Linked DNA regions of Homo sapiens: region 2 is linked to region 1. A link is a loop called in an ENCODE intact Hi-C map of the cell type or tissue named here. Cell type or tissue: heart right ventricle. All regions are shown on one strand.

Region 1 (2,500 bases):
TCCGTCATAGATAAGATGACCTTGGGTTATGCAAAATTCCCAGTGCACTCCACATAACCCCATCCCTGTCTTTCCTACTTAGGAAGGCAATGTGAATTTAAGCGACTGGAATTAATCTTATTGTAGAAACAACCTTGACTTTTTTCTGATTCATGCGAAATAGCACATCACTCATGAGTTTCAGATCAATGATCAGTGACAGGTTACCACACGCAACGCTCCTCATACCTAATTGTCACATACGTGTTTCTCATCCAACCCTTTCATTTCACAATGGGGAAATTGAGGCCTAGAGAAGGGAAAGAGCCATAGTCAAGTGCGTATGAGAGGTGTGAGGTAGGAGCCAAGTCTCCTAACTCCAAACGATGGCTCTTTCTCTAACTGAGAGCCACTAGCTGTCAACTTAGATTTTGGTTGGTGGCAGCAAGGGATAGGCTGGTGAGAGGAAGAAGGAAACAAAGGAAAAGAAAGGTGTGAACCTGCCGTGTTTCATCCTAGTGACATCACCAAGGAGATGCCTGCGTCCAACAAACCTAGCATTCTCCAGAGCCCCGTGCCTGACCAGTGCTTGGAGGTGAGGTGGGGCCACGAGGGTGGTGGTATGGGTTGAATGGTGCCTCCTGCCAGATATATTGAAGTTTTAACCCCTAATGCCTCAGAATGTAACCTTATGTGGAAATAAGGTCTTTTCAGAGGTAATCAAGTTAGATCAAAGTCATTAGGGTGGGTCCTAATCCAATATGAGTGATGTCCTTATAAAGAGGGGAAATTTAGACACAGAGACACAGGTAAAGGGAGAACACCAGGTGAAGATGAAGGCAGAGATGGGAGTGATGCGTCTAAAAGCCAAGGAGTGCCAAAGATTGCCAGCAAAACACCAGAGCTGGGAGAGAGGCCTGGAACAGTCTCCCTCACAGCCCTCGGAAGGAACCAGCCCTTCGGATATCTCGATCTCAGACTTCTGGCCTTCAGAACTGAGAATCAGTTTCTGTTGCTTAAGCCGTGCAGTCTGTGGTACTTTGGTACAGTAGCCTTGGCAAGGGAATACAGGTGGGATGGGGCTTACAGCCACTCTTCTCTCCATAAAGTCTTCACCATACCCCCAACCCAAATGGTGTGATCCCAGCCCCATGACACTGTCCTCACTCTTAAACCCCCAGCCCATATGTGCTTGTGTTTGTGTGGCCGCCAGTCTAGGACCCAACTTGTCTTGCCAAAGGTCCAAGTTCCTGAGCCCCAGCCTGACCCCGGCTCTGACACCAAGCTCAGAGTGGGTGAGCTTTGAGGGAGGGGAAGGATGCCATTTCTGCTCACTGAAACCTTTCTTCTCCTACCTTTCCAAAGTAGGAAAGGTTGGGGATAACAGAAACACCAAACCAGGGCTCTGAAGCCCCTCAGGTAATGCTGGCTCTAACGCTGGCTTCTAACCTGCAGCCTCTGGCCTCTCACCCTGGCTGGAGGAGAATCTCTTAGACAGGGACCTCAACTTCCAGTGGTCATGGACTTCCAGTATGTGAACAGCCTCCTTTTTGAGGCTTTCAGGATTGAGCCCAGCCTCACTCAATCAAGCAGTGGTTCAGATCCCTGAGAGGTAGAGGTCATTGCCGGAGACTAGCTGGAGAAGTCAGAGAGCGCTTCCTGGAGGAAGAGCCTATGTTAGTCTGGCTGAAAGGTGTGAGCTTAATTTTACTGCATGACTACTGAGCCAGGCACAGTCACATACTTTCACTTATTTGGTTTCCAGTCAGTTGTGAGGCAGGTGATGTTATTTGCATTTTAGAGGTTAGAAAACTGAGACTCAGAGAAGCGAAATGATTGACTCCAGACCACAGCATTTAAATTCAGGGCCCTCTGGTGATAAGCTCATCTCACTCTTCCGCACCAAGCCCTTTTCCAGGGTCCAGTAGTATTTAAAGGATTTGTGGAGTTTCGAAGTGTGGGGGGCAGGGACGCTGCATGCTGACACAGGGGCAGGGTGGGAACATACTGGGTGAATCTGGGAGCCATGAGGAAGCTGGCCTGATCGATTTCAGCGATTCAGAGGGAACAATGGGAACCACAGCTGGAAAAGGAAGAGGGTCGTAATTTATTAGGCTGAGCATTCAGACTCGCTGGGTAAGCAGCGAGTGAGCGAATGAGCTCTGGATGAGGGGTACAGAGCTGGTGTTTTCAACACCCATCCTGATGGGAGAGGGGCCAACTTGCCAACCTGCTGTGAAGGCATTGTGGCTCTCAAGGAGAAGCATGTGGCCACATCAGAGAGACCCCCTTTCCTTCTTCAACCCTAGCCCCAGATGTCCCTGGGAAGGGAGGACAACCAGCTTGCCTCTGAGGGTCACTACCTAGTGCTCTCCCCTACCTGGGTCGCCTCCACATAGGTCAATTCTGCCAGCAGTGGGCCCATCCTCAGCCACGCCTCCTGTATCTAGGTGGCTCATCAGGACCTAAATGCCCCCTCAGCCTGTCAATCCCTCCTCTGACTTTGCACAAACAGTTTTCT
Region 2 (2,500 bases), 770 kb before region 1:
TCTGAGTCAATAACTCTGGGGGTGGAGCCCAGCAACCTGTGTTATTAATAAGTCCTTAAGGTGACTCAGAGGCACATTAAAGTTTAAGAACCACTATCTAGGCCATTGCAACAATTCTCTAACTGGTCTCCTGACTTTATTCATATCTCTTCTGATCAATTTCCAACTTCCACAAGAGTGACTGGACCATGTTACCTCCCTACTGAAAACTTTCCTAGGGCTCCCCATGACCCATCTTCGGGGGAAAAAAAGTTTAAACATTCTAATGAGCATTCCAGACTCTGCAGTTGTGACTAACTTACTTTTCCTCTTTCAGGAACTGCTTCACAAGATTAAAGGAGAAACAGAAAATGTATCTAGCGCTGTGCTTGGGGCATGGCAGGAACTCAATGAATGCTTATTAAATACTGTAAATGATAAACACATCAATGGATGGTGTTATGAATCCACTGGCCTATTAAGGGATCCTTTAGGAAGGCTCTATGTGAACATGATCCTGGGTATCTACACATAGAACCCAGGTATAATCTGAAGAGATCATCTGATAAGTGAGTGATTTTGATTATGGCTACTGGGGAGAGGGATGTTCTCCATGGTCTGCTGCTGCTTTGAGTCTCCCTAAAACATCAGAGTCCCATGATTTCAGACTCAGGACTACTTCTTTCAGTGCCAAGGGACTCCTCACTCTCTGAGGCATGGAGGTGGAGATTTCTGGTTGTCTGCTCCCTGGGACACATGCACACATGTGGAGGCCTGGGGTGCAGTGGGGTACACATGCAGACAGCCTTGGGAACATGGGGCACACAACTTGCACAGAGACATTCATGGGAAACACAAGTACACATAGGAACATGGGACATATATTGACATAGAGTTGCATGCTCAAACATACGTGGACTCCCATTTGGCACACTTGGCATACTGCTTTTCTCCAAGGCTCCTTCTCTTTTCAAAAAGTGAGCTTGCATTTGGATTTTATGTTAAGAAAAAACTCTGATCTGCCTCATTTATTGTTGACACAGCCACCCTCATCCTCCCAGCCTTTGATCACCTCCTGCTCCAGGCCAGGCTGAGTGTTTGCAGGGTGGGGAAATCTGGCACAAGGAGATGCCAAGGCGCCATCTCGTGGTTAGATCTCACAACTGCAGCTCAGATCTCCCTTTTCCCCACTCCGCTGAAATACCAAGAGCAAGCCAGAACTCTCTGACCATACCTCATTTAAGCACAGAACTCTGTCTGCCTTGTATTAGGAAGCTTTGCAGGGTTTGACTTCTCCACTATGGGAGGGAGAGCACCCTGACAGCAGGGACCATGGGTGGCTGTCACTTTATTTGGGACCTTTCTCTTCTCTTTTCACTTCCCCAGATGATCTCAGTCCCTCCCATGACTTTAGGGACCCTCTATACTGACAGCTCCCAAATCTGTCACTTGCCCAGACTTTTCTTGAGCTCCAGACCATAGAAAGCAACTACCCCTTGGATATACCATGAGCAGCACAAATTCGCCATTTACCAAGTTGAGTTGTGTATGGTATGCACAAATCTGTCTCTGTCCCAGTGTTCCCAGTGACAGTGAATGCCCCATTATCCACTCAGTCTCCCAGATCAGGAATCTGGGAGTCATCCTTGGTTCTACTCCCCTTCTCTTTACCCCTCTTCACTTCCAGTTAATCACCAAGTCCTATTAACTCCTACCTGTATCTTCTCCAGCCTCATTGCCACTGGCTTAGTTCAGACTTAGCATCTCCTCTCTGAGCTCCCTGGCTCAGCCATTCCTCTTGCAGTGCCTCATCTTCCCAAAATGCAAACGGGATCACATTCAATCTGCTAAAAAATCTGCAGTCTAGCCGGGGATGGTGGCTCATGCCTACAATCCCAGCACTTTGGGAGGCTGAGGCAAAAGGATTACTTGAGGCCATGAGTTTCGAGATCAGGCTGGGCAACAGAGTGAGACCCTGCTTCTAAAAAAAACAAAACTGCAATTTGATCTCTCAGCATGATTCCACGTTTAAGCTTCTGAGCACAGCACAGTAGGATCTGGTCCATGCCTGCTGGTTCAACCTCATCTTCCACCACTCCACACTTCACACTCTATACACCATGGAATGCGAAACTACTCGTAGTTCTCAAGCTTGCATGCCTTCAGACCTTGCTGTTCCTTTTCGTGTCTGCCTGGCAAGCCCCTCCTCACCCTGAAGTCTCAGAGCACATAGTTGCTGTAAGTTTTCCTGCAATCGTTTGGCCAGTCTGAGGGGCTCGCATGCTCCAGCCACACTGTGTTTGGACCTACATAGAAGCCACTGCTTACAGTTTTTTTGTTTTTGTTTTTGTTTTTTTGAGACAGGATCTCACCCTGTCTTCCAGGCTGGAATGCAGTGGTGTGATCATAGCTCACTATAACCTCAAACCCCTGGGCTCAAGAGAACCTCTCGCCTCAGTCTCGGGAGTAGCAGGGACTACAGGCACGAGGCACCATGCCCGGCTAATTGTTTTTCTTTTGT

The links. Peaks named below come from ENCODE experiments on the same cell type or tissue, not always from the same donor. Only the 100,000 strongest peaks of a DNase experiment are listed, where the experiment ranks them.
Region 2: it touches region 1 in a loop (11-fold over the local background); 2 of 110 quality-filtered maps call a loop at or near these places.

What each region holds. Positions count from the first base shown.
Region 1 is chr1:34,796,445-34,798,944 of GRCh38, reverse strand. No RefSeq gene overlaps it. Among named protein-coding and RNA genes, the nearest start is that of GJA4, 4.7 kb to the right of the region's middle. In heart right ventricle, no CTCF peak of the experiment used is centred here; no DNase peak of the experiment used is centred here; H3K4me3 peaks cover 2,500 bases; H3K27ac peaks cover 2,443 bases.
Region 2 is chr1:35,567,736-35,570,235 of GRCh38, reverse strand. It overlaps TFAP2E-AS1 (TFAP2E antisense RNA 1), which reads left to right. Exons shown (of 3, transcript NR_183387.1): 3 at 317-425. Among named protein-coding and RNA genes, the nearest start is that of TFAP2E, 4.3 kb to the left of the region's middle. RefSeq lists a silencer at 1-19. In heart right ventricle, CTCF peaks have their summits at 927 and 1,129 (motif pointing left); a DNase peak (open chromatin) is centred at 1,135.